7 separate regions of the Homo sapiens genome follow, and regions 1, 2, 4, 5, 6 and 7 are each linked to region 3. A link is an interaction called in ENCODE POLR2A ChIA-PET data of the cell type or tissue named here. Cell type or tissue: endothelial cell of umbilical vein. All regions are shown on one strand.

Region 1 (4,000 bases), 190 kb before region 3:
TTCTTCTGTCCTCAAACAAAGGCCTGTGGCTAGGGCCCCCAGGGGAGCAAACAAGCAGGGAGGAAGCAACTTGCCTCACTCTCACTTCTCCCACCACTGCCGGCCACCCCATCGCTCCCTGCCTCACTCTCAGGCTTGTTCCTTCTCCATGTGGCAACTGGGTCACTCTCTCTTTTTTACCTTGCTTCTTCTCTCTGGGTCCCACCCTTTCTGCCATCAAAATGTCTCTCATATCTGTTCCCTCATCCCCATCCCCACCATCTCCCCTCAGCCTTCTTCCCAAGCAGCCTGTTCACCTTCCTAAAATGCAAATCCACCTTCCTAAAAATGCAAATCTAACTGCATCACTCCCCTGCTCAAGAACCCTTTAAGGGCTCCCTGTGGCTATAGAATCAAGTTCTAACTAATTAACTGGGGAGTCCAGGCTCTAGCTTTTCTGTTCAGCACCACCTCCCACCGTTTGCTCTTAAAGTCTGCACTTGAGGCATTTGGGGATCCCCTTATTTATTTTCCAAAATAAGGGTCTCTGCTGGATGCCCCACAGGCACCTCAAACCCTCCATGTCCCAAACAAAATGCCTCAACCCACCCATTCTGCTTCTCCCTCACAGTGTCCTAGTTCCAGGAATAGCATAACAACCCACTCAGTGGGCTCCTCACTTTCCCTCACACCTGGCATTCATTTGGAGACCAAGTCCTGTCAATCCATTACCTCTGCCACCTCATGACATCTTCAAAGCATCCCCACTGCCATCACCCCAGAACAGAACGGGATCATCTCTTGTCTGACAATTATAGTAGCCTCTCCCACAGGCTGAATGAGTTTCAAACCGAGCTCAGATCAGGTTCTGCCCTTCCTTAAAGCTGATGGCCTACAGGACACACTGCCTTCGCAGTCTTGCCTCCCAAGGCTGCCATTCCAGTCCTTGCCACACTGAGCTCCTAGAGTTTTCTGAACCTGACTTACAATATCCTAGTCCCTGATCATTGCTTTTACTCTTGTCCTTCACCTAGAATGTCCTCTCATCTCTCTGCAAGTCCAAGTTCCCTGAGTGGTCCATCGGCAACACTTCCTCCTCCGAGAAGTCTTCCCTAAACCTCTCTGTTGGAAATAACTGGTCTTTCCTCTAAACATTCTGTGAGCTTTCTGTCTAGGTTTAGTGTAGTGATTAAGAGCACAGGCTCTGGAGTCAGCCTTCCTGGGTACAGAATCCCAGCTCTAGAATCACAGTTACTAGGGCAATTCATATAACCTTTTTGAGTCCATTTCCTCATCTGTAAAATGGAGATAGTTGTAGTTAATGTGAGATGAAATGATTAACCTGTGTACAGTCCTTGAGACAGTGCCTGCCATGGGTAAAGTGTTGTATTGGTGTTATGGGTACTATTATTAGTAATATGACCTCTTTTACTGATCTGACAGATCCTTACAGGCAGTAACCAAGTTAGATCCCTATTGTCACCCACATTGGACATTTGCTGACTGAATGGAGGCTACCCACTCCCTGACACTTCAGGTCCCTGCAGAGCCCAGAAGGAAGGAGGGAGGCTGAGAAACAGGAAATGCCCTCCCCTCCCTGATGTCCCTGTGGGCTAGGGTGCAGGCCAGCTTGCTGCAGTCCCAAGCCTCCCACTTTTCCTCTGAGGCCACTGTGCAGCTGAACATCCCTGCACATGGGGAGTGATGGAGACAAATTGGAGAGAATTCAGAGGAGCGAGGTCCCTGAGCCCTTGGGAAAGGGTAGGCCCAGCTGAGGAGGAAGATGAAAGCAGTTCCATGTGTGTGGCTTGGCTGAAGGACAGCACTGGGTGTGGTGAAGGACATGATAACTGGAGATAGGGATTCTAGCAGTGCAAAGAAGCCAAAGAGGGGGAGGACTGGGACCTCCAATCATGGTGGGGCCACTCTGCTCAGGCAAATGGGCTCTTGAGATGCAAGCCTGGAGCTTCTTAGAGACCCAGGAGGGCCTGCAGGCCCCTTCCTTCTACTGGCATGGACGGAGGACTCTCCACACTGCTTCCTAGGGCTGGCAGTTCTATGCAGTCCTGGCCCTGGGAAGGAAGGGAACCAGTCCAGCCTCTGCCCCATCTACCTATAGCTGTCTGAGGCTGCATCTATGTGACTCAGTTGAGAGTCTGAGGTCCACCAGTTTGCAGAGCCCACCCTGGAGCATGCTGTGCATTACCTGCAAGTCCATGACAGGGCTTGTGGGTTTTGAATCCTCCCTCTCCCTCCTTCCTCTGCCCCCCTCCCCCAGTTTCAAGCCATTGTTTTCAGACCATGGACCTCTGCCCTCTCCTCCCGGGTACTAAGGGGCAATTCAGGGGCATGGAGAGGCCGAGAGGAAATATTGGAAATGGCCTTTCCATCCTCCCCTCAGATCCGGGCTTCATCGTCCTTGGGCCAAGATAAATAAAGCAAGCAAGGGAGAGGCCTCTGCATGCTCAGTGCTGATGGCTAAGCTGCCCCTGTAGTGGGGGTGGCGGGCTGAGTGTCAGTCTACCCAAGGTTGCTTTGGGTGCTTTACAACCCTCCTCCCAAAGGATCGTGTTGGAGGGAGTGGCCGGGCCAGATGCCCAGGAATCAGTAGCATGAGGAGCAAGGCAGAAGCCCCCTGTGTGCCCCCTTCATGGAACAGAGCTTTCTTGGGGTGCTGAGTCTATGAGGGCCTTGAAGGGAGGGCTAGGGAACCTAGGAGGAGGGGGGAATCTGTAGCTCGGGGCAGTGGCAGAAATCTTTCCCCAACCAGCCCCCTGGCCCCCAGAGCTTCCTGTCTTTGGCCTACCTAGGTCTCCCCATGTCCATTTCCTGATCTCAGAGAGTTGGAGGGCCCTCAGAGTGGGGAACCTGGAGGACCAAAGGCCCAGAACCCCCCAAACTCAGAGTTCCCTGAGGGCCACTACCAGGCACCTTTCACTGTGACTCCTGAGGGGGCCAGGCTGTACCCTTGAGGTCATGGCTTAGCAGAGAGTATAAATCTTGAGAGAAACAGACCCGAGTTCAAATCTAGCCTCTGGGTTGTATTTTTGACGAGTATTGGACAAGCCCCTTCCCTTCCCTAAGCCTTACTTTGCCATCCTAAAATGGAGAGCCAAATCTCCACCTCACAGGACTGTTGGCGGGAGTCAATGAGGTAACCACATGCAAGGGCCAGGCACCTGGTAAGCATGAGCTGCTTTGCCCTTCTCTGTGCTGGATGTGGGCCCCAGGCTGCCATTTGAGGCCCAATCCTGCAGTGCTCTGGAGGGAGAAGATCTTGGCCAACTGTTACTCCTGAGTTGTCTCCAAAGAATCCCCACTGATTCCTCTTACCCCAAGGTCATAGAGTGACTATGGAGGTATCTAGCCTCTTGCCACCTGGGCCAGGCAGAAGTGGCTCTTTGACCCTCCAGGCACAGTTTTGCTGAATGAAGTTCTTCCCGGACAGACCCGTAGTCTCTGGGCCATCCCTTTATCTCCAGTCATCTCTGCCATCTCAGCCTTGCACATGGCCCTCACCACAACACTGGGCAGGCCTCTCTGCCAGCTCTCTGACTGAGTGTCAGCCTTGCCCGTGGAACTCTTTCTCTGAGTTCCAGATTTTTCAGGACCATTCTTTACCTTTTTGGACAATCTCACCACCTCCACCCTGTTCAAGGCCAAGAGCTCACTCTTGGGCCTGCTTTGTCACTTGCTTCATTTAGAAACTCAATGGAGCAAGGGCTGGCCTACAAGGGTCCACCTCACAGTGGCAAGGGTCAAAGAAAAGAGCCTGAAGGTGAAGGCCAGGAGATCTCAGGGCTAGTTTCAACTCCTTAGCTCATTCCTTCTGTAGTCTTTGGAAGCCATTTCCTCTTTGAACTTCTGTTTTTCCATCTATAAAATGGAGGTCCCAGTTCTTGCATCTCAGGGCTATTGGGAAATGCACAAACGTTAACGGCAGTAGGATCATTGAAAGAATGTTTTGGCTCAAGGACCTGGAATTGAACCTTCTGGCTTGGCTCAATTCTGGGCCCCATGG
Region 2 (4,000 bases), 390 kb before region 3:
TGGAGTACTGGAACCCTTGCCTCGGTTCAGTGACAATGAGGAGCCCCATGTACCAAACCACCCTTTTGGGGTGTGAATATGTCTTTGTGTTCAGGATTACATCTTTCACATTTCAACCTCAAAGCAAGAGAAAGCTTTTCCTTTTTGGCTTCTTCATGTCAAACATCAGCCAAGCTAATGTTAAACCCATGATGAAAATTAGCCAAAATTTACACACGAATATATATATATATATATACACATCCTGGCTTGGACAGCAGGCAAGGACAATTAGGCAATTTTAGAAATGATCCCTTTGCTTACACCTCAATTAAGAGAGTTCACTCCGATTTTAGGTAATTCCCAACATTTGAGCAAATTCTTAAGTTTCTTTGTTGTTGCTTGTATGATAACTTACTTAGAGAGCTTGAGAAGGTGGCAGGTCTTGTGGTGTGTTCATATATACATTGAAAGTGAATTCAGTTATGCTTTAAATTTATCTGAAAATTTCATGGCATTCAATTGCTCCTCCTACAAGTGTTGATTGAGGAGTTCGTGGGTGCAATGCCTTATGCTGGATGCCAGGACCACCTTAATTTACCTTTTTAGGCCTTAGTTTCTCCCTTTGTAAAATGTAGGGATGGGTTAAATCAGGGTTTGTTAAATTTTATTTTTTGGTGGCATATTTTCTCTAGGTAAAATCTTATTTGGAACTCTAATAAAAATGACAGACTGAATAGAGCTGTTTTGGGATGGGGGGCCTCCCCTTAAATACCCCACACCCACACCTAGGTGTCCCAGGGCCTCTGATTTTTTTCAGAGCAGAGCTAGAGGGGCTGAAGACCAGCAGGGCCCTACCCTTGATGCTGCAGATCCATGTTGCTGGGCCTGCTCTCAGCTCTTTTTCGCTGCTACCTCCTGCTGGATTGGGGAAAAGTCTGGGTTGGAGCCTGCTTAGAGGTGACGCTTCATCAGAGAGCTGAGCATCTTCTGCTTCCTCCTCCCCCACCGAGCCTCCTCCTCTCTCCTACTCTCTCCATCAGTCCAGTATTTCTGGAGGCCTAAGCAGATTTCAGACAAAAGAAGCTCTAGGCCCAGTCCACCTCCTCTGTCTCCCCAAGCCAGAGGGAGCTTGGAGCCCTTTTGCCCTCTCCTACGCAGAGGGAGACTCCACCAGAGAAGGCCAGGAGCTTCGGGAGGATGTAGGCTGGGTACTCCAGACTTCTGGGGCCGACTGTTGGTTCCCTCTCTCCTCATTGCCTGTGAAGGAGCACAAGGAATTTCACCCCAAAATATGGCTCCCTGGTATAAGGAGTATTTTGAATTAAAGTTCTCTAGACATCAACAGGCACTGGATGTTTCCCCCCCCACTACAACGTGGGGTACGTTGTCCCCACGGACAGACCCTCCAAGGGGAACAATTTTTTTTCCTTCCCTGTTATCTTATTATCTATTGCAGAAAAGAAAACCAAAAATGTTTGGTTTCTTTTCACAGAATAACGTGTCTCTCAGGGTCGTTTAAATTCCAAAGAGAACTGTTTACACGTTAATCTGTGTTCCCCAATTCAGTCATTCTCATTGGTAATCATTTATTGCCCCTCAGCAGAATTCCTCTTCTCCCCCTTCCCATAACCTGTTTGCCACGATCCAAGTCCCCATTCTTTGTGTAACCTCAAGATGGTATCTAAGCTTCTGCCCCCCACTGCGGGCGTGGGTAATCACTCCGTGATTCTCCCTGTGCACATGTTAATACATTTGTATGCCTTTTCTCTGATTAATCTGCCTTCTGTGAGTTGATTTTTCAGCGAAACTTCCAAGGGTGAAGTTGAAATTTTGCCTTGGTCCCTACACTTGCTTCGGCCAGAGCAGGTTCAAAAGGGGCTCCAGAAGGGAACTGGATATGGAGGGGACTTTAACTGGAGACAGAGGTCACCTGCCTCATTTTGCTCACTCTGAGGCTTGAAGAGAAATGCCCACAGCCTGTAGCATACGGCTGAACAGGCAGGGTTGGGGGTAGGAAGCAGGAAGAGGCTAGAAGCAGGGGGTAGGAACTAAAGAAAGAAAGCAGGCATGGGGGAGGGGTGGTCCTATTTTCCTGGTATTCAGAGGGGCTGGTCAGCAGCTGATGGGTCTCCAGGCAGTGGTGTACGGATGGGGCCAGAGCCTATTCTCAGGGTCCAGGTGGCCAACTGACTTGGAGGACTGCCTGGCCCTCATACCCACACCCCCCTTCACCCCACAAAAAGGGAACTCCCGAGCTAGTGCCCATTTCCCCAGCCCACCAGGAGGAGGGGGTGGCTGGGGAATATTCTACCATTTTCCAGATGGAGAAAAGTGAGGCCCAGGGAGGTGAAAAGCCTAGAGCAAGAGCCATCGCCAGCCCCATGGACTGAGCCTCAGGGCAGGGGTGGTGAGGGTGGTCAAGGGATGAGAGGGGTGGGGTGGGGTGTGAGGTTGAGCTGAGCCGGCTGGGACTCTAACCACCAGCTCTTTATTTAGCTTGGGGTCTGAAGCAGCTAAACGAATGTAAATGAAATTCCACAAGTGAAAAGGGTTTCTCTGGTGAGACTCCTCCGTTACCAGCCCAGAAGCTAGGTATGCGAGGACCCACCCCAGGGAACATTGGCATAGAGCCCAGGCAGCCACTGGGTGGCGCTGTCTCTCCATCCAAGTGTTTAGGCGGGTTTCAGATGCCAGGGCAAAGAAGTCACCCCCATTCATGCCCCATCCTGCCAGGCCCTTAACAAAGGCGCCTGGGTTAGGGCAGGGAAAACCAGTTTTGACAAAACTCCATGTGTCCCCTGGCACGTGGGTGGGAAATGGAGGGTCCAGACTGGCAGGGCTCAGGAAACCCAGAGGAAGGGACAGGCAGTTGATTGGGGCCCCTGGGGGCCGCCCTGTTTCTCAACCACTCTTGGAGCTGAGAAGCTCCAGGTGTTTTGAGCCTAGAGATGAGGGAGAACAATTCTCCCCATTTCATCGGCGAACACACTGAGGCCCGGAGTTAAAGGACCCAAAGATAAGCTTTTGAGCAGCCTAGGAAGCACCCCTTCCCAAAACTTACGTTTCAAAGTGAGCCCCTTTTTGGCTGGGCCACAGCGGCGACGCGGAGAAGGGGGCTTTAGAAATGCTAATACCATGCGTGAGTGACAGTGCGAGGACAATGGAGGAGGGCGCTGTGAATGGGGCCGCCGAGGCCTGGGAGCCGGGCTCCCCACGTGGGAGCCAGGTGGGGGAGGGGCGGGAGGGGAGAAGCCGGTCCCAGCCTAGAAGCTCCGAGCCTGGGCTAATTGGAAGGGGCTGCAGCTCTGGGGGCAGGATGGGGGTGGGGATTACCTGCGGGTCGGCCGCGGAGGGGCGGGGCTCCGAGGAGGTAGGGGGCCCTGCCGGCACGGGGAGGGGGCGCCGGAAGAGCCTTGGACCTGCTGACCTGGAGACCGGGAGAAAAAAAAGCGGGGAAGCTGAGGGGTCTGGATAAGCCCCGACTTAAGGAAGGCAACAGCAGGTGACTTGGAATAGTGTGGAGGGGGCCCGAGAACCCGTTCCCTCATTCGTTCATTCTGCATCAAAAGGTGGTTAAGAGGCTGCTCTCCAGTCACACTGCTGGAAGTCTTTTCGGGCTCCCTGGCTTATTCACCATGTGCTCTCCAGCATCAGTCACATTGGAATAAGAGCACCTGCCTCACGAGACACTTGGGACAGCGCAGGTAAAGTGCTTAAGAAAGTGCCTAACAAAGCGCTCAGTAATGGTGAGGGTTTGTTTGTTTGTTTTTGTTTTTGTTTTTTTGAGACAGAGTCTTGATCTGTCACCCAGGCTGGAGTGCAGTGGCGCGATCTCAGCTCACTGCAACCTCCGCCTCCCGGGTTCAGGCGATTCTCCTGCCTCAGCCTCCCAAGTAACTGGGATTACAGGTGCCTGCCACCACGCCCGGTTAATTTTTGTATTTTTAGTAGAGACAGGGTTTCACCATGTTGGCCAACCTGGTCTTGAACCCCTGACCTCAAGCGATACACCTGCCTT
Region 3 (4,000 bases):
GTAATAGGACTCTACCTTAATCGAGGAGAAGAAAACTAAAGCTGCCTTCTCCTACTCCAGGGCTGAGAGATCAAACGTCCCTGGGACCCAAGAGGCCAAGGTAGGCAGGAGCCTGGGAAGTTACCCGGGGCAGGGCGGGGCTGGGGGGGAGGCGGCGTGGGGCAGCAAGAGTGGACAGGAAGAAATTTGAGATACAGGAATCAGTGATCACGGATGGAGCAGGTCAAAGCTCCCCAGTTTCCTGCTAAGTGGGGTTGTTCGCACATTGCTGGGACCTCCAGAAAATTGAGAGGAAGGGCAATTTTGACCCTTGGTTCCAACCTGAGTCCTGGATGCCAAAAGAGAAGGTCCAGAGGTCACTACAACAGCCCCAGCGACTTCCCACTAAAAGCCCAGAAACCACTGAGCCACCGCCCTGAAAGGTGTGCGTGTTGTTTGGAGGGGTTGTGTGTGTGGTGGTGGTGGGGTAGTTGTGCAGAGGAAGGAGAAGAAAGAAAAGAAAGGATGTCCTTTATATAGCTGCCCACTCCCCGCCCCAACCCCTTGGGGAAAACTAAGCACAGCTTCCCAATCTGGGGGACAGACTCGGGGGCCAAGGGGACCTGCCTGGGCAGGAATCGCTCCTTCTCCACCCACCTCCCTCAACAGCTCGGCCGCCACTCTCCGCCCTGGCGGGCCCTTGAAGCTCTGTTACCGGCTCCATTGGACCCCTGACGGGCACTGGTTCGAACCCCCACTACCCAACGACCACTCTCCCACTCCGCCCCTCTCCACCCGCTGCCTTTGTGAGCCTGGGAGCAGCGCCCGCCTTTCTACCGCTCCGGCAGGGAGAAAGGAGGGGCGGGGGGCAAAAAGAGACAGCAAAGCAAAAAGCCAGGGAGGAAAACAGGGAAGAAAGAGAAATGAAAATGGGAGAAGCCCGAGTGGGGATGTTGGCGCTGCCACCCACCCCAAGCGCCGGGTCCCGCTCTGTGTTCCCTCCACAGCTACGCAAACGAGGAACCCGTGTTCTGGCCTCGTCCCTCGCCCGAGTCAAGCTCGCTCCTGGAGCGGCTCTCGGCGAAAATCACCACGTTCCCAGGGGCCCCGGAGGGAGCTGCGTTCTCGCCTCCACTCAGTTCTCCGGTGCGCTCTCGGGCGCCCGGACTCCCCAGCTCCGCCTGTGCGACCACCTCGACTTCATCCAAGACGTGCAGAGGCAGGGGGTGGGAAGCCCGGGGGGTCACAACCCAGCCAAGTGCCCCTACCCCACCCCGCCGCACCCTGCTCCATCCGCCCGCCCGCAGGAAAACACTCGAAAAAGCCGGAGACAAAATGAGGCGCCGCTCCTCCTCCGAAGACCTCCCCACATGCACTCCGGGGCGTGCGGCCTCACCCTGAAGGAGTGCCTCCCACCCCAGCGTCCAGAGGAGATAAGTTACTCACTTGGGGTTGAGGGAGCTCCAGGATACGGGCTCCAGGTTCTTGGCCAGCGGTGTGGCGAGCCGGCACAGCGCCCACACGACCATCGCCACAAGCCACTTGCCGAGCCAACGCTGCCCAGGCCGAGCCATCTTCCCGGGGGCAGACTGCACTTCGGGATCCCTTGGCGCCTCCTCACCAAAGCTCGCCTCGCCTTCCTCTGCCGCGCTGCGCTCGGAGCCGCTCAGGCGCCCATCCTCCGCAGCCGCCGGCCTTGAAGTGCTCCCCTCCCGCCGGCTTCGGTGTCGCTCTTCTCCGCCCGGCCGGCCAGGAGGACTCACTGGGCAGCCGCCCCCAACCCGGGCATGGGCTTCGGCCCCCGAGGGCTCGTTCTCCTGGGCTCTCCGCTGCCGCACGAGGCGCGACGGGGGCTCTGCGCCCCCGGGTGATCCCGCCCGATTCCGCTCGACTTCCCGAGACGCTTCGGGGCTGCGCGCCCTCTCCCCGACGGGGTCTTCCCGCAGAGGTCTCGGTGACCGCCCCGACGCCTCGACCGTCCCGGGATCGCTGTCCCTTGGAAGAAGTGGGGGTTTCCCCACAGCACAAGCTCGGTCCCCGGGCTCCCGACTGGGCCGCCCTGGCACGGGCTCCGTTCCTCCGGGCCACACTGGGACTCCGGGCTACGCGCCCCCGGACAGCTTCTACTTCAGCGCGGGCCCTGCTCAGTGTACTTAGAAGAGCGGGGAGATGCTGCCGAGCGAGCCAGTCCCATTAGTTTGCGCCCCCGAAGCCTCGGCCGGGTAGCCCGGCAGCCTCGCGTCGCCGAGTCCTGGCTCCCGGGCGATCGAGCCCGAGGGTCTGCGGCCAGTGCGAGCCTCACAAACCTCCCACTGCTGTCCAGCTCGCATAGACTCCCTCCGCTGCCGCTGTGCTGTCTACTCCCTTGCTCAGGCGAACGCAAGGCCAACCCTGCTCTCTTAGCCAATAGCAAGCTCAGTGGCGGGGTCCTTGCCCCATACCACGCCCCCAGAGCAGGAAGGGGGCGGGGTTTCAGGGAGCTCTTAAGGACGCCGCGCGCCCGATGGCACCAATCTGAGTGTGCGGCTCGTGCGGTTAGGGTTGGGTCCCTCTCAGTCCTGTTCCCAGAGAGCTCAACCCGTGGGAAGTTGGCACTCTCAAGAGCTGCCGGCCTGCTCTCCTCTCCACGCGTCTGGTCAACACCCCAGCCCACTGACCCTGTCCCAAGTACCCCAGGAAAGTATTTCCATTTTCTTTTTACACACAGGACCCCTGAAGTCCTGCTCTGTGCCCACCTCCGTGTCAAGGACAGCCTGTCTGCTCCTCGTCCAGTCCCACGTAAGGCTTTAGTGGGCTTTCCTCCTCTCGCCCTCAAAATGCACTGTCTGCTTGCACTTGGACCCGGAGTCAGGAACATAAAAGTGAGAACAGTGGGAGGGGGAAACTGGTGAGGGTCCAGTACTTGATTGGGGTTAGAGGTGGGGCGGGGAGCAGGGTGGGGTGTGGTGGGGAGAGAAGGCGTGTTCATCGCCCCTGGGGACCAGGCCTTCGGAATCTCAGCTTTCTGGGGGAGCCTTGTGGGACCTCTGGAGCCAAGATTTAGTCTTGTCCTGTCCGAAGGCGCGGGCAAGGTCCCGGGATAGGCAAGCGGGGATGAGAGGGCACGTCGATAAAGAAAGACACCTCGAGGGCAAAGAGGAAAAAGCACAGGGCATGAGACTTTTGAAAAAGCAAAAGCGGGCATCCTGGACCGGAGAAGCCGGACTCCAGCCTGTCCCGGCCTCGCCATCTGGGTCTTTGTCTCCCAGCCCTGGCCCATTCTTCCCGCCCCGCCTTGCCTCTTTGCTTATAACTTGGCTCGATCCCATAGCTCAGACCTTCCAGGTCCGACCCACTCTCGCTGGTCGGACCCCAGAGGACGTACCCACGTGCTAATGTCTCCCCCTGCTGGACTTCCATAGCACTGCGGGCGCCTGGGATAAACCCGGAGCTTGCCATAGCACAAGACCTGGGACAGGCGTAGCCTTGGCAAAAACCGTCACCCTGTATGGGGAGGAAGGGAAAGAACTAGAAGGATATCTGAGTTTGGGGTAGGCTTAGGGACTGCCAAGAATACAAGGTCTCCCCACTTTTTCTTTATGGAGATAATTAGATGAGCAACATTCCCAAAGTGCTCCACCATTCACACAGTTTCATGTCCATCATCTCGCTTAATAGGTGACTGAGCTACTGCGTTTCTCAGTGGATCCTCTGATGATCTTTGTGGCTGTAGAGGTGGGAATAGCCCAGATTTTGTCTTTTTATTTTCTCCCAAATAGAGGAGAAAATAGGGAAAATCTGGGCCCTTCCCACTTCCAGGGGCAGCCCTTGAGGGTGAAGTGGCTCTGGGTAGGTAGGGAAAGAAGGAGCTGTTTGGGGTCTCTGAGCTCTCAGCTGGACCCTGCATTGGGGTGTAAGGAAGGAGAGATGAGATGAATAGGGTGTAGGGACACACCAGTAGTCTAGCTGGGAGACTGGGATCCCTGGAGTGCATGCTAGGACATCAAAACCTGAATACAGAAAGCAGCCTGCTGCTTACTGA
Region 4 (4,000 bases), 200 kb before region 3:
GAATGCCCAAATAACATGTCCAAAGTTACAGACAGTCACTGGGAGAGCCAGAAGCTGAGTCCAGGGCTCTTTTTACTCAGGCCCCTTTAGGCAATGAGTTCGGCAATTGATTTCCTTGGGTAGAGTTGGTGCAAGTTCTCCTCACTCTTGGCTTGAGTAGAGGAGTTTTCTTTGCCGGCCAGAGCCCCTGAAAGGATGTTATTTAAAGTACAGTAAAAAGTTGTTTGTATAGAAGCCCAGATGCAATAAAGCTAGAAAGAATGGGTTTAGATAGCAGCAGGAAGGACTTATGATAGACTCCAGGAAGAACCTCAAAGTACTTTATTGTATCTTTAGATACAATAGATAACCAGGAAGGCCAGGGTGCCTGTCTCTGCTATTTTCAGCAGTTGTCCTTTCCCACACCTTTTCCTTTCCCTTTCCCAACATCTCATTGCCCCATAGTCCCTCATTGTATGTGTTCATCAGAGGTGGTCTTGCCCACTACTAGCACACTCTGAGATCCTAGGACACTTGTGGCAATAGAACAGCTAGGATCCAGCTCAAGTCAGGAGTGGCCTGAAATTTTGTCACCCACACCCCTCACCAATCTCTGCCTGTGGGGCTCTCCATTTGACCCAGTGGCCTTCCCCACCAGCCAGAGTGTTGATCAGGGCAGCATCACAGAGAGTTAGGGGTGAAGACAGCAGAGTGGTGCAATGGAACAAGAATGGACTTGTGTTACACAGACTGCATCCCTGCTGTGCTACTACAGCTAGTTTGACCCTGAGCAGATGCATTCGCCTTCCTGGCCCTCACTTTATGACTGTAAAATGGAGGATGATAGTAACTATCCCATTGGGTTGCTGTGAGGTTGCAAATGAGATTGTATATTTAGTTCATAAATGTGGCCAGAGCGCCTATGTTCTGCCAAGCCCAGTGCTAGGTAACTGGGGGAAGGGGGGCCACAGAAATGAACAGGAGGGCCAGTCCCTGTTCTCAAAGAGCTTTCAGTTATACTCACTTCCTCTTTCCCCTTCTGTGGGCAGATACTGAAAGCAACCTCTTCCCAGGCCAAGAATCTGGGTTTCCAGAAGCTCTTCCTCTCTCTTAGGGCAAGAAGGATGGGAAAGGGTCTTCCATCCTGCACTTGACCCTTTGCTGGACTCTTCTTTATTTACACATCAACAGATGATTGACAGGCCCCAAACCCAGTGCCTGAGTACTAGTCCTCCTTATTCATACCCACTGTTTCAGATTAACCCAACATCTCTTGTCCTCATGCCTAGAAAGCTCTCTATGGACACAGATAACGCCTCTTTATAGATGAGGAGACAGAGGCTCAGTCTTGTGAGGGAGGTGGCTCAAGGTCCCAAGACAGGTACGTGATGGAGGAAGGGTTAAAATCCAGATCCCGATGGACTGCAAAGGCCTTTCTCCTTCCTCTACACCACATGGTTGGGAGAGAGCTGGGACGTTGGGATTGTTCCTGAGGCTCTAGGCAACAACGGGGACAGCCAAGTCCAGGCCAGTCCAGGTGCTCACCCCAGGTGTTTCCTCACAAGCTTTTCCTCAGACGTCTTGTCTCTTCCCTTTGCGGAGTAAGGCTCAGAGGAAATGCCTCACCACTCTCCAGGCATGTGCTGGAGGCTGAGGACTGCTGTCTCATAGGGGTAGGAGGAGGGCTGGTAATCTCAGCACAGAGGAAAGCCCCTCCTAGAGCCAGTCTGGCCCTCTCGGCACCCTCTCAGACATTCTCTGGAGCTCTTGCCAAACCTCCCCTGGGTTTTTCCAGAGGTCCAGGGAAATTCCAGGAGTCAAGGACGTCAATGTTTCTGACATACACAGTCACAGCATCCCACAAATGTACCTGGCTGATCACACTCAGCTACAGTCTCTCTTTTGAATATGGGTGTGTAAGCAGGCCTGTGCATGTACACACACATACACACATGCTATAAATGATGAGTCAATTCCACAAGCCTCCTGCAGAAGCCCATATCTTCTCATCCTGTTTACATTTCAGCGAGTCCCACCTCACGTTGCCCTGAGTGTGTGTACAGGTCACAGCAATGCTGAGAGCAGCGTGGGCCAAGCGCAAGACTGGAGCTTCCACCCCTCCTCCACTGGTTTCATGCTCATTTTCTTTCCTTTTCCTGTTCCTCCTCCCAGACAGAGTTGCCTCCCTCTTCCAAAAGGCCACCCATGCTTAGCCACCCCTCACCTCGACACACACATATCATCGTCCCAGGTCTCACTGTCACAAAGAATAAAGCTGAGAGCTGAGTCTGCTGGGGTGTGGGTGGCGTCAGGCCCAGAGAGGTCACATGCAGCTGCCCCAGCTGGCAGGAACGTTCTAGAGAAATGGGTGGAAGGAAGCATTTTAGGAGCAGCAGGCCAGGCCAGAGAGCCCTGTTGGGTACTACGGGCCCAGGCAAGAGGTCTACTTCAAGAAGATTCCATTAGGGAAGTAAGACAAGAGGCAGTGCAACATAGCGACTGAAAGCAGACTGGAGCCAGACTGCTATGTGACATGTGATAGTTACTTAATCTGTCTGTGCCTCATTTTCCCCATCTGTAAAACTGAGATAATAATAGCAACCTACCTCACAGGGTGGTTTTGAGGTCAAGTAAATGAATACATGCAAAATGCTTACACAGGGCCTGGCACAGAAAAGCACTACATAGAAGTGGGGTTATCTTTTTTTTTTTTTTTTTTAATGAGATGGCGTTTCACTGTGTTGCCCAGGCTAGAGTGAAGTGGTGCAAACACAGCTCACTGCAGCCTCCACCTTCTTAGCTCAAGCTATCTTCCCACATAGCTGGGACCACAGGCATATGCCACCACATCTGGCTAATTTTTTTATTTTTTTGTAGAGACAGTGTCTTGCTATGTTGCTTAGGCTGGTCTTGAACTCCTGGGCTTAAATGGTTCACCTGCCTTGGCCTCCCAAAGCTCTGGGAATACAGGTGTGAGCCACTGAACCCGACTGGCTATCATTTTAAGGATCAAAATTATCAGTATTTCTCCATGACCCCCAGTCACTTACACAAACACACACACACACACACACACACACACACACACACACACAAAACCACTCGTATTCTCCTTCCTCTGCAGGTGTCAAATCAGCCTACAGATCTCCAAGCCAGTGCAGGCAGAGGCCGTATGACACAAGCAACCTCAGTCACCACTCATCCTCCATCTACTGGCCAGTCCCCCTCCAATAAATAAATTTCTGATTCTGACCCCCAGCCCAGGCCAAGGCTCACATTGGCTCATGAGAACTGCATGTGCATATCTCTTTACAAAGCTGTATCCAGTGATGTCATATTCATAGCTTGAATTCAGCCACTGTGGGAGTATTTATACCATGGCAATTGGCAACACTACAAATCAGAGATTTTTTTCCCCTCCCCGTGAGCAAGCTGTTAAATATTTACCAGCACAACATTACTTGTACCAACCTTTCATTTCTCCGCATTCCACCCTGGGGCCCTTCTCTACATGACACTTGCTCTTCTTCCAGACGCTAAATCCAACTGTAGCTGACTCCCTGCAGCAGCATTGCCCCATCTGATTAATATCCTGTGACTACTTCCTCTTGGAACCTCAAGGCCCACTGTTGACTGTGCCCCTGCCCTTTGGCACCAAACTTTGTCCACCAGGGAGCCCCCTTCACCGCTAGTCAGACCTACTCCCCAGCCCCCATCCTAAGCAAGTATGGGAGTCTCATGCCAGGCCCCTGCCCCATCCTTTCCTCTGCCTGCACAGTGTTGCCCTAAATTGCCAGTAGGCTGGTATCCAAGTCCTGAGCAAGCCATGATGAGGCATCTGCTGTACCTCTGAAAAGCAGAGTATAAGATTTTGCACGTTGGATGGTTTGCTCCATGAAGGAGCAAGAGACCTGGAGGGGAAGCATGACCCAGGGTGGTGGTTATCTTTTCTTGTGGGCTGAGTGGGCCAGTTTATTTATTCATTAGAATAAAAGCTGCATGAAGGCAGGATTTGACATCT
Region 5 (4,000 bases), 230 kb before region 3:
CAAGTCGCTAAACTTCTCTGTGTCTCTGTCTCCACATTTGTAGAACAGGGATAGTACTATAGTACCTACCCCACTGCTGTGAGAGGGCAATGTAATGATGCATAAAGCACAGCTAGCCTGTAGGAGATGGCCAGGCCCACCTAGAGAGTCCCACAGGCAAAGCTGGGAGGTGCCAAGGCAGGCATAAATGGTGAGTAGTTAACTGTTGCTAACCATCAAACACTGCCAGAATCCCTTTTCCTTGCCAGGTCCTGAGCTTGGTGCTGAGGACGCCTGGAGGAATCACAGAGCCCATCTGGAAACAGCCCATCTCCTGGCTGGGTTGGATCAGCCTCTGGTAGGTCTCGTGCCCTGGCAGCTATCTCAGGCCTGTCTCCCCTTCCCAGGGGGCCTTAGCCTAGCCTTTTGCATCCTAGAGCCCACCATGTGGCCCACTATGCTCACGCAGCTCCAGGAGAAAATTCTCCTCTGCCACCCCCAGAACATGGTTCCTCCGTCCCTGGCTCAAACCCTGAATCTTGCTTGGAACAAATGCAATGAGAGTGTCCAGCACTGAGAAGGCCTTTAAGACCCATTGCCCCCCTGTTCTGGATGCCCAGGGCATAGGGCCCCTGCCCTCATGGAGATCGTGCTTTAGTGGGGGAGACAGAAGAGCTCAAATAGAGGTACATGCTGTGAAGGAGCTATTTTCACAGAAGAAGCTAAGGCTATTTTCAATCAGGTGGTGAGGAATTCTTCCCATTGGACACTTGGGGAGACAGAGGAACAGACTGACCCAAGGTCATCCAGCAAGGTTCTGGGAGAAATCAGGACAAGATGGGCACGGCAGCTCTCACGCCTGTAATCTCAGTACTTTGGGCGGCCAAGGCGGGCGGATCATTTGAGTTGGAGACCAGCCTGGGCAACATGGCAAAACTCCATATCTACAAAAAAATACAAAAATGTTCCAGGTGTGGTGGCATGCACCTGTAGTCCCAGCTACTTGGGAGGCTGAAGTGGGAGGATAGCTTGAACCCAGTAGGTCGAGGCTGCAGTGAGCCACGATCTCACCACTGCATTCTAGCCTGGGTGACAGAGTGAAACTCTGTCTCAAAAGAACCACCCCCCCGAAAACAAACAACCAAACAAACAAACAAAAAAGAAAAAGCGAGAGGCAGATCCCAGAGGTCTACAGCCCTGTGCACTGAGCTGTCTCCAGGGGCTCCTCAAATTGTCTCATTCACCTTGTCCTGTTTGTACCCACACCTCCACATGGCCCCGTGGCATCTCAGCTCTTCCCTCTCTTGGGCAGCAGAGGCTTCTGGGATGACCTAAAGGTTTAGGTCATCCTGGAGTCGACCCAGGGCTCCCTTGGGTTCCTGTGCTGTTGCAGGGAGGAGGCTTGGGGCCCTGGGCAGTGGGAGTGTGTTGGGGGCCGGGAACTTGCACGGGCAAATGGTGTCTGTGAAAACATTGGCTGCTGACAGCTCCAGCCAACAAGGCCCCCACAGTCCAGATGTGGCCTCACCCACCTCCCTCCTGCAACAGCAGATTTACAAAGAACCACACAGCCCATCTCAGAGAAACAAGATTGCAGGGTTGGAAGGGGCAGGAAGGACCACCCAGTCCAAGCCATGGGAAGCTAATGGCTCTGTCCTCTGCCTTAAAGGTTGTTTGAACAGCAGGGGTCACTCCTGGGCTGAGAGTGTCCTGGGAAAGGTGAGGCCTTGGCTTTCCTAGTCAAATGTTCCAGGTTTCCTACCCAGAAACGAGAACTGAATCCAGGGGTGGAACCCATGGCCTGACTCTCCCAGCTCTCCCAGGAGGGAGTGGGCTCCTTGCTCCTGCAGGTGTGTGGGCAAGGACTGCACTCCCAGAGCAGACCAGAGGCATGCTGTATAGGGCATTCTGGCATTTGATAGGGGTGGAACCTGAGGCCTTCTTTCTGATTCCTGCCAAATCCACCACCCTAGGCCCCAAAGCCTGCTGGCTCTCCTTGCTTCGAGATGCAGGGCACTCCAGTCCACCCCCACCTCCAGCAGCAGGACAGTCTGGAACCTGCTTCCTCCAACCTCCCCTTAACTAAGTGGGCCCAGCCCTAGGTCTTGATGGGAGCATTCTCTCCCCCATCCCCCACCAACACTTCTCCTAATGCATCCTCTCTGGCCCGGCTGAGAACTGCAGACGGCACTGTGACATGAGGGGAGATAAGGGGGCTCTCACATTTCCCCCGGCTGGGCTCCTGGGCCGCCAGCATTCACGCTGGCTGATTTCAACATGAAAGGGCCCCTTGAGAAGGAGAGCCCCCTCCCTTTCCCCCTTCCCTCTGCTAAGCCCCACTCCGCAGCTAACCACTGTCTGAGCCGCCCTCTTTCTGGAGCAGCCGCTCGCCTGCCTGCTAAGCCTTCCCCCAACTGCTTCAGCCTCACCTCGGCCACCTCCATCCTCTAGGATGGGAATCCCCAGCTCTCCTGCTATACACACACACACACACACACACACACACACACACACACACACACAGGGCTGCTTCCCCACCCCCTCCCCCCACCAGTGCTATATTAGAGAGAAGAAACAGGGAGTGGGGATTGCAGTCTCAGCCGGTGACACAAGGTTGGGGGGGTGGGGGTGGTCTGGAGATACAGGGGAGTTGACCAACCACAGGCCACTACGTTGAACAAATCTTTGTGGGAGACTGCCCAGAAGAGAGGAGGTCTCCCAGCCCCAAATGCAGAGAGAGGCACCAGGATGTTTGAGGACCCAAGGGCTAAACACCCAGGCTCTTTTCCTTAACTGCCTGAGACAAGCACCCTTCAAAAATCCACTGAAACATCTCATGTTTCTGCCACCAGAGGCCTTCCAGGTATCTGCCCTAAATCTTTTACATTGCAACTTTTAAAACCTTTTATTTTGAACTAATTTTAGACTTATAGAAATATTGCAAAAAATAGAACAGATTGCTTTCGTACACCCCTCACCTAGTTTCCTAATATTAATATCTTACATAACTATGGTACAGTGATCAAAACCAAGAAATTAACATTGGTTCAGTACTATTATCTGAACTACAGATCTTATTGGAATTCCCTATTTTCCCCCGTCACATCTTATTTTCCGTTCCAGGATCCTGTCCTGAATCCCACATTGCGTTTAGTTGTTACTTCTCCTTAGTATTTTCCAATCTATGACAGTTCCTCAGTCTTTTGTCATCTTTCATGATCTTCATACTTTTGAAGAGTGCTAGTCAGGTATTTTATAGACAGTCCCTTGATTGAGGTTTGCTTGATATTTTCTCATGACCTGAGGGAGGCTATAATTTTTGGCAAGAATACCACAGAAATGGTGTTGGGTCCATCTCAGCACACCACAGCAAGAGGCTCATAATGTCCATGTGTCTTATGACTAGTGGTGTTTACCTTGATCACTTGGTTAAGCTGATGTGTGCAGGGTTTATCCACTATAAAGTTACTATAGTTCCCTTTTTAGTTGATAAATATCTTGGGACTATGCAAGTCCTGTTTCTCCTCAAACGTTCACCCACAATTTGTAGCATTCATCAGTGGATCCACCATTATTGTAGTGGTGCTTTCCTGACAATTATCTATTTTCCTCTTTCTTTCTATGCATATTGATTGCAATTTTACTGTAAGGGAAAGTTCCCCCTTCTCCCCTGTTTATTCAGTTTTTTTAACTTTTATTTTAGTTTTATGGGTACATGTGCAGGTTTGCTATATAGGTAAATTGTGTGTTATGGGGGTTTGGTGCACAGATTATTTTATCACCCATGTGTAAGCATAGGTAGTTTCTCAACTCTTACCCTCCTCCCACCCTCCACCCTTAAGTTGATATTTATTTTATTCTATGGGTTAAAATCCAGTATTATCTCCCCCCTCAAGGGGGTAAAGTATAATTCTCCATTCTGTAAATATGGGCTGGGCATAGTGACTTCCTTCCAAAGAGTACAGAAGAGGGAAAAAAGTAACATGGAGAAACCTGACAAACACTGCCTCAGTCAGATGAT
Region 6 (4,000 bases), 120 kb before region 3:
CTGACTATTAAAACCACATTGATGGGGGAGGCTGGTGACTGGATCAGATAGGAGCCACCACATGCAACAGCCATTAGCTCTGAAGTTGCTGTGCTTCCAGTAATAGCTCCCTGGGGGCCATGTCTGCCCTCACCCTCTCCCTAACCAGTTAGCAAGGGGCTCATCTTCCAACTAGGACCTCCTCCAAGAAGTCCAGTCTCCCCTTACCCAGGGTACTCCAGGTCCCCAATTCTGCCACCAAATACCTACTCTGTGCTGGGCTCTGGATATACAGAAGTGAGTCATGATAGCTGCCTTTATTAAGCACTTACTATAAGCCGGGTGCTGTTCGAGCGTTTTATGTGGACTCTCCTTTTTTCTCACAAAGGCCCTCTGGAGGATTGATGCTTTCATAATCCACATTTAGCAGAAGGAAACTGAGGCCTAGAGTGTCAAAGGGACTTCCCTTTTAGTAGGTGCACACATCTACTAAATCGCAGTACCAGAATTCAAAGCCAGGCAGTCTGAGTCCAGAGTTCATGCTCATAGCCACTGTGATCTACTGCCCCTCAGCCCTGACCTGGAGAAACTTCCAGTCATAGAATAGACAGCTAAGGAAGGTGCTTTATTTTGGGTTACATGGGGAAAGGGCTGTGGTGAAAGAGAGCCCAGGAGGCTGTGGGAGGCCCAAGGAGGGGCACACAGGAGAAGAAGAAAAGTCAGAGAAAGCTTCCTGGAGGAAGTAGCACCTGGACTGAGTTCTTAGGGACATAAGGGGTGAAGGCACTGAAAGGATAGTTCGGGCAGAGGGAGTTGGCAGGAGAGCAAACCCTCCAGGCAAAGGGAGCTGTTTGGAGAGTTCCTATCTACCCAGTGGGGGTGAGCTTGAGGGGGCGGGGGGGTGACACAGTTAACTCTAACTTTTCAGTTCACTCTGGCTGAGGCTGCAGGGTGGATTGGAAGTGAGGAAGAATACAAGCAGGGAGATTAGTTAGGAGCCTCCTGCATAGTCCAGAAGAGGTGAGGGAGGCCTGGATTCAAGGCAAGGCAGTAGGATGGATTGCTGTTTAGGAGGTGGAAACAACAGATTTGGAGAGGGTGAGACAGCGGGGGAGAAGGAGGCAGCAGAGGCCAGGATTCCCCTTCCATGTCCCCGGGCCACCTGCCTGTGGTCCAGAAGTCATGGCAGACCCAGCCACTCTTCTTCTCGTAGCCTTCTATAACTCCTCAGCCCTCTTTCTCCCAACATGGAGGCAGGCCTGTAGGGAATTCCAGCTCTTTTACTTCCTGGCTGTGTGGCTTTGGGCAAGTCCCCCAACGTCTGAGCTCCAGTTTACTCATTTGTAACAACGGACTCAGTGGTCCTTGGATTCACAGGATTGCTGTGAGAACTAAACAAGCTCCTGTACGTGATACCCTCACAGGGGGCCAGGCACGGATTAGGAGTCTCCGGAAATGAGGGGTCAGCAAATGTTTGTTCCCTTCCCCACTTTCCCCAGCTGTCCTTCATCAACCCTAGATCTAGTCATTTTAGCCCATTCAAGGGTCTCAGTACACAACCCAGACATGGCTGCCTCCCTGCTTTGTTGCTCTAGCTGCTAATTCTATCCTTCCTTCAGCTCCAATTCTTCCAGACTCAGAGGCAGCCTCTTCCTGGGAGCTTCCCCTGATTTCACTCTGGCCAGAGAACTGTCCTTTCTACTACCATCCCAGGGCTCTATTTAAGAGCAACAAAACTGTGCCCCAGGCATGTGTCCTCCTCTGCATGGGGTGGAGGGAAAGAGGCTCAGGAGGATGGGCAGAGGGGTAAATGAATACTAGTAATAACCGATATTGGAAAGCTTGTGTGGGTAGACAGCTGTCTTGACCCCCAGGGCTTCCCTTGGGCTCACACTCTGCCCCAGAAGGCACCAGCCCAACTGCCCCTTCAGGCCAAGTGGGGAATGGCAGGAAACAACTAGTGACAGGAAATAAGGATACAAGCGGGTTGAGGAATGGCGGCAGCCGGGGTGACAACAGGGAGTGGTGGGGGCTGTGGTGAAGTGGTGAGCATGTGCCCCGTCTTCTGGAGCATTGGCTACTCAAATGGAGTTGATTGTCGTCACGTTGGAATACAAGCCTAGGGTTCTCAGGGCTCCTGAATTTTTGAGAGCAGGAAATCTGGATTTTTATATAAAATTGCCCTCTTTTGCAATCCTGGTGACTAATCTTAAACTTCCTGGAAACATTCTGCAAGCTAAACAAAACATATCTCTAGGCTGAGATATGGGCTGCCAATTCACCACCACTCAAATTCTGCAGATGTTCACCGAGCACTCCATTGGGCACTCAGCTCCGTGCCAAGCACTGCTAGGCACTGCTGGGCAAAGGGACACAGAGGTCTCAGAGGACTTGGATTCCTCTCGGGGAGGCAGACATGTCTATAGACCCACAGGGGCTATGGCTGGTGTGATTATGAATGTGGGCCTACAGTCAGGCAGATGTGAGTTCATGTCATGGCTTTGACTTGTACTAGCTGTGTGTCCCTGGGCAAGTTGCTTAACCTCTCTGAGACCCAGCTTCTGTCTGTAGGGAGGGAGAAAATGGCTTAAAAAATCTCAATCTCTCAGGATTTTCATGCCTGCCAAATGAGCTAATGGCTGGTGAGTCCTTTGTGAATTATCAGCTGTGCAGGTGTGCAGGGATGTTCCAAGGAGCTGGGATTAAACGGTTGAGGCCACACCTGGAATGGGCTGAGTCTCTAGGGTGCATCCCGATGTGCAGGCACCTATGGAAGTGGAATAACAGTGCTCTGGGCAAAAGACAGTGAGGGGCCCTGGCTCAGAGGCTGGTGGCAAGATGCTGTTCACTGCATGTTTCTGCCACCATCCTATCTGTGTGGGCAGTGCCCACTCCCTGCAAGGACCTCCTGATGCTGGGGCAGGTGGAGATTTAGAGAGAGGAAAGTGCCTGCCTAAGGTGGGATAAATCCTAGAAACCCAGAAATTCCGTCTTTACTCCACAGCCACTGTCCTACTGCTAAGAACAACCCACACTTACCGAACACTTGTTATGTGGCCAGGCACTGCCCTAAACACATTTACCTACATTGGTTTAATTTAACCCTGACTACAAGCCTGTGAGCTACATGCTGTTATCATCTCTTATTCCCAGATAAAGACACGGAAGCACAGAGAGGTTAATTGACTTACCCAAGCCACACAGCAAATAAATAGCAGAGCTAGGCCATGAGCCCGAGCTGTCTGGGTCCAGAGTCTACACTACCTGGATTAAAATCACTGGATAAAATTCTCTGTGTTGAAAGACTTAATGTGATTTCTGTTTTCCTGACTATACCCTGATGGACACAGTCCCCATCTGTGCCACGGAGGAGAATAGAGGAGTGTCCAATTGCTTCAACATTAATAACTCTTCCCATTCTGATGGTGACAGCCTATGCCCAAACCCAGGCCCCTAGGAACACTCTCATGTGGGGTCCCAGGATCCTGGGCTACTGTGTCCGTCCCTTCCAATGCTCTCTGCTTCCCCTGGGCAAGGCCTGGAGGCCTGGAGGGAGAGGCAGTGCGCCAGACAGAGAGTGACAAGGAGGCTGAAGTTGAAGCAGAGGGCCAGGGGACCTCTGATGTGGGCTGTAGACCAACAGGTGTGCCCAAGGTGGGTAGGGCAGGCTGAGGCCAGTCAGGTCAGCAGAAGGGCCCAGAGGTTAGCCCTGTGCTCCAGAGCCCCCTGCACTCATCCCCACACACAGACACATGCACACCCCCCATCATACTCACACCCAGGCAGACACACACCCACATGGACACTCACCCAGCTACAGTTACTCACACACGGAGACATGGATAAACTGGCATACACCCATAGATGCACAATCCAGCACCTACACACCTTGTCCCCCAAAGCCCTTGTTCATACAGACACACGTATGAACACAGGCACACACACATGTGAACACTCCACAAACATGTGCCCCTTCTGGGGAGGCTTCGGAAGGGTTGTTCCAGCCCAGCCCATAGCACTC
Region 7 (4,000 bases), 66 kb before region 3:
GAGTCAGAAATAAAGTTCACAATGAAAACCAAAGGCAGAAGACCTCTGGAGAACAGGAGTCCAGGGCTGATATTTGGGTTACATCAGTGTGGTCAGGACTGAGGATTGATCAAGGAATAGAAAGGTCAGCATTACAGGTCTAAGGAGAGGGCTGGCGGTCTTGTCTTAGGTCCGATCATTACTATGTGTGGAGGCCATGGGCAGTAGAGAATCGGGTCTGCGTGCAAGCCCAGACCATTTGCCCGGCCCAGCACTTCCTGTTCCTCTGCCTTTTTCCAGCCCCAGGATCTCAAGTTGTAAATAATCCTTAGAATACCAGCACACATTTGTTTAGCACCTTTTTTTTTTTTTTTTTTTTTTTTTTTTGAGATGGAGTGTCGTTCTGTTGCCAGGCTGGAGTGCAGTGGCATGATCTCGGCTCACTGCAAGCTCTGCCTCCCAGGTCCATGCCATTCTCCTGCCTCAGCCTCCCGAGTAGCTGGGACTACAGGTGCCCGCCACCACGCCAGGCTAATTTTTTTGTATTTTTAGTAGAGACGGGGTTTCACCGTGTTAACCAGGATGGTCTCGATCTCCTGACCTTGTGATCCGCCCGCCTCAGCCTCCCAAAGTGCTGGGATTACAGGTGTGAGCCACCGCACCCGGCCTTGTTTAGCACTTTCACATCCCAGTTCCCTTGCGCCTTGAAGGAAGCAAATCTCTAGCCCTCTCCATCTTTACCCTGGCAGAGCCCTATTTATCTTTTAAGCCTAGTTCAAATGTCACCTCCTCTGTGAAGCCTTTCCTGACCCCCTGCCCTGGCATCCTCTCTGCTCCCATGGCTTCTTGAATTCCAACTGTCACCACACAGATCACACTGCACTATATCTCTCGGTTGCTCTGTCACCCCCACCACACTAAGGGCCCCTGAGAGCAGAGACTATGTCTGGTTTGCCTCTGAGTCCCCAGGGCCTGGCACTGAGCCTGGAACTGGGAGGGTCTTAAGAAATGCATATTGGGTGGATGAATGAAGCAAAAGGGACACATGTTCACATACAGGTCACTCGTTCCTGGGGTCTGGGAGGCCAGTGAACTTGACAGTTGGGTCAGGGAGTAAAGGTCCATGACTAGTCTCATTGCTGGGCCCCAGGCCATGTCTGGGATAGGGATGAAGGCATGAGCAGCGGGGGCAGGGAGGTGGGATGGGTGCAGTGCCCTATGGAGGGCGATTTCTGCTCGTCCTGGGTCCTTACTGTTCCTCTCTCAGTCTGGTCTCAGGCTCTGGACAAGCTCCAGGAAGGCAAGGCAAAAAGTATACAAGTTACATCTGACCCATCTCTCTGGTGGGCACCATGCCAACATCCTGTCTTGCTTGGCATACCAGAGCAATCTGTGACCCCTCCTTCTCTGGCCATCCTGGGGGGCTCTGTCTTCCTAGAGAAGCCTGAGCTAAGGAGGCCCAAGCCCTGCTCTGAATCACCTGTCCCACTCCCCTCCCACTGAGCTAGGCTGGGGACAGCATGACCGAGCAAGGAGAACTGAAGTCAGGGAGCCTGGCTGCTTGGATTCGTGACTCAGCTTTGCCATCAACCTGTCGGGTAACTGTGGTTGAGTGTGTGATTCTGGCTGACCCTTGGACCATCCCCACTGGGGACTACCGGACTCTCTGAGGGATAGCAGCTCCTGCGAAGGCCAGAGGAGGGCCGGCGTGGGTGCAGAAGCATGGCCCTCACCACCCTGGGCGAGTGGCGTCCGGCGCCCGCCCGTCCGCCCGCCCGCCGACTGCCTGCCTGCCTGCCCGCCTGAGCCTGCACCCGCCTGGCCACAGGCTGAGGAAGCATAATCATGCTGGGCTATTTCAGACCCATTATCTCAGCTCAGCTCCTGCTTCCTGAGCAGGCCCCGAATTAGCCTGGCGCTTTGTTCTCAAGTGCATTTGTCAGATCGCTTGGCCTGTACCTCGGGGAGGAGGGAGAGGAGGGAAGGGAGGGCAGGGGCGGAGAGGGGGGCGGGTAGGGAGCGGGAGGAGGAACTCGACGCTAATTAAGACTCATTAAAAAAAAGAAGACGACAATGAGGAATAAGGAGAAGAAGAAAGAAAAACGAAGTGGAGGGGGGAGGGAAAGGCTTGCTGAGGAAGCAGAACAGCCGCCGGGAGAGACACATACAGAAACGCGCAGGCATACACACGCCCACAAAAAGACACGGAAACACACACAGCTCTCCCTCCCGGCAGCCTGCGCCAGCACTTCCCGCGCTCAGCCCTGCCCTGTGCCAGCCTGGCCGGGGCGACTTAGGCTTAGAACCCTGAGCCTTCCTTCCGGTTCCCCGGGCTGCCCTGTGCCAGCCTGGCCGGGGCGACTTGGGCTTAGAACCCTGAGCCTTCCTTCCGGTTCCCCGGGCTGCCGGGCTAAGGACGAAGCACAGCCAGGATTCAAATCCTGCCCCGGCTCTTCAGTAGCTCTGCAGCCTCTCGGTTTCCACGTTTGTCAAAGGAGAATCCCTAGGTCCACTGAGCAAGGCTGGCAGGAAGGCGTCCGGACATAGAGAGGCTCATCTGTTCGGGAGTGTCTCGGCCCAGCAGCAAGCCTCCAGCTGGCGGTGCCCTCTCCGGGTCAGGCCTGGCTGCGCTTCTGCCTCTGAGCCCTTCTCAGAGCCAGGGGTGGTGCTGTACCAGGGCTCAGGCCCTGCTGGGCTCCCTCCCCTCCCACCACTGTTGGCCTGTGCCCCGCCACCACCAGCCCAGGAAGCTTTAATGGACTATTGCTTGGGCAACAGACAAAGCTGCCCAGGGCAGGGAGGCCTCTGCATCTCCACAAAGGTCCCAAGTATCCCTAATGAACTAACTCTAGCTCTCTTTCTCTCTCAGAATTCTTGGTTTCTTAGTAACTCACATATCCCAAGGCAGGAGCTCAGCTCAGTGCCAAGCTTGCCTTTCACACCACTTCAGCCAGGCCCTGGGTGGATAAGAAGACCTCGGTTTGGAATGTCCACTCCAGCCCTCACTTGCTGTGTCTCGGCCTTCCCATCTGCGAGATGAAGGAACCTCCACTCTCCCTGCCTGCCCCAAGCATGACAGCACTTCATGCCCCCCAGAGAGAGAGGGACTTTGCCAGCTTCTGACAGGTCTTTCAGAGATCAAAGTTCAATTATGTCTTTCTTGCTTGGGTTCAGAGGCATGAGGTCAGAGCCTTTCAAAAGCTCTCTCATCTCAAAGCATTCATAAACTCATCTTGGTGGCAAGAACACCCATCTAGGAGTCAGGCAGTCCTTGATTCAAATATCTGCTTTGCAAATCACTGGCCATAAGACCCTGAGCAAGCCAACTCTCCTTTTGCAACTTTAGTTTCCTCTTCTATAAAATGGGGTTAATGACCATAGCTACTTCATAGAGTGCCTGGTGCACAGTAGATGCTCAATACGTTGGGCTGTTATTATTACTCCTCCCACCTCCTTTTCCCCATGTCATCCCCACTCTATCTGGCCCAGCTTGGAACCACATCCCTCAGAGCAGCCCAGGTGTCCTCAGGCCTGCAGGGCAGAAGGGGTAGAGGGAGGCCCCTCTCAGAGAGAGCTGGGACAGGACAGCAGGGGTCCATGTCGTCCCAGGATTCTTCCTTACACTCTCTGGTGGAGACTGGGGACAGGATCACAGGAGCTCAAAGTGGGTCACAAGGGCTCAGACCAGCCCAAGCACTGAGATCAGAAACTGGGGCTTCGGCACAGGGAGTAGTCAGGTCTAGGAGCAGAAAGGGCATGAGCCAGGGTTGGTAGGCCTGGCTGCCAGTCCCAGATTTGCCGAGGACTCTGCATGCCCTCAGCTGAGTCCCTGCCCCCATATGGGTGTCAGCCAGTATCCCCTCCCCCAGAGATGAGGCTGCAAGTGTTCCTGGCTGCCAGAGAGGAGGTCGCTGCTGAGCCCCTACCTCACTCAGTGAGGTCAGCTGGCAGGCCTCCTCCCGCTGCCCTCCCCCATGCTTCTCCACTCCCCACTTTGGCAGGACCATTTCTTGCAGCCTCT

Evidence for each region. ChIA-PET counts read pairs that join two places held together with the same protein. Peaks named below come from ENCODE experiments on the same cell type or tissue, not always from the same donor. Only the 100,000 strongest peaks of a DNase experiment are listed, where the experiment ranks them.
Region 1: POLR2A ChIA-PET joins it to region 3 with 11 read pairs; 5 of 35 experiments call an interaction of 5 or more read pairs at or near these places.
Region 2: POLR2A ChIA-PET joins it to region 3 with 16 read pairs; 20 of 35 experiments call an interaction of 5 or more read pairs at or near these places.
Region 4: POLR2A ChIA-PET joins it to region 3 with 14 read pairs; 6 of 35 experiments call an interaction of 5 or more read pairs at or near these places.
Region 5: POLR2A ChIA-PET joins it to region 3 with 34 read pairs; 13 of 35 experiments call an interaction of 5 or more read pairs at or near these places.
Region 6: POLR2A ChIA-PET joins it to region 3 with 10 read pairs; 9 of 35 experiments call an interaction of 5 or more read pairs at or near these places.
Region 7: POLR2A ChIA-PET joins it to region 3 with 42 read pairs; 14 of 35 experiments call an interaction of 5 or more read pairs at or near these places.

The regions. Positions count from the first base shown.
Region 1 is chrX:69,017,265-69,021,264 of GRCh38, reverse strand. No RefSeq gene overlaps it. Among named protein-coding and RNA genes, the nearest start is that of PJA1, 150 kb to the left of the region's middle. In endothelial cell of umbilical vein, no CTCF peak of the experiment used is centred here; a DNase peak (open chromatin) is centred at 2,304.
Region 2 is chrX:69,220,930-69,224,929 of GRCh38, reverse strand. No RefSeq gene overlaps it. Among named protein-coding and RNA genes, the nearest start is that of LINC00269, 43 kb to the right of the region's middle. RefSeq lists an enhancer at 1,803-2,574. In endothelial cell of umbilical vein, a CTCF peak has its summit at 2,628 (motif pointing right); no DNase peak of the experiment used is centred here.
Region 3 is chrX:68,827,330-68,831,329 of GRCh38, reverse strand. EFNB1 (ephrin B1) reads right to left here and starts at 2,309. Exons shown (of 5, transcript NM_004429.5): 1 at 1,426-2,309. The coding sequence starts at 1,553. In endothelial cell of umbilical vein, a CTCF peak has its summit at 3,361 (motif pointing left); DNase peaks (open chromatin) are centred at 2,399 and 3,359; H3K4me3 peaks cover 2,203 bases.
Region 4 is chrX:69,025,593-69,029,592 of GRCh38, reverse strand. No RefSeq gene overlaps it. Among named protein-coding and RNA genes, the nearest start is that of PJA1, 140 kb to the left of the region's middle. RefSeq lists an enhancer at 1,064-1,253. In endothelial cell of umbilical vein, no CTCF peak of the experiment used is centred here; a DNase peak (open chromatin) is centred at 1,652; H3K27ac peaks cover 880 bases.
Region 5 is chrX:69,058,543-69,062,542 of GRCh38, reverse strand. It overlaps LOC105373242 (a long non-coding RNA gene), which reads left to right. Exons shown (of 6, transcript XR_001755876.1): 5 at 249-337. Among named protein-coding and RNA genes, the nearest start is that of PJA1, 100 kb to the left of the region's middle. RefSeq lists an enhancer at 891-1,792. In endothelial cell of umbilical vein, no CTCF peak of the experiment used is centred here; no DNase peak of the experiment used is centred here.
Region 6 is chrX:68,943,992-68,947,991 of GRCh38, reverse strand. No RefSeq gene overlaps it. Among named protein-coding and RNA genes, the nearest start is that of EFNB1, 120 kb to the right of the region's middle. In endothelial cell of umbilical vein, a CTCF peak has its summit at 1,904; a DNase peak (open chromatin) is centred at 2,201; H3K27ac peaks cover 332 bases.
Region 7 is chrX:68,892,996-68,896,995 of GRCh38, reverse strand. No RefSeq gene overlaps it. Among named protein-coding and RNA genes, the nearest start is that of EFNB1, 66 kb to the right of the region's middle. RefSeq lists enhancers at 1,173-1,684, 1,685-2,198. In endothelial cell of umbilical vein, no CTCF peak of the experiment used is centred here; DNase peaks (open chromatin) are centred at 1,555 and 1,845; H3K27ac peaks cover 1,823 bases.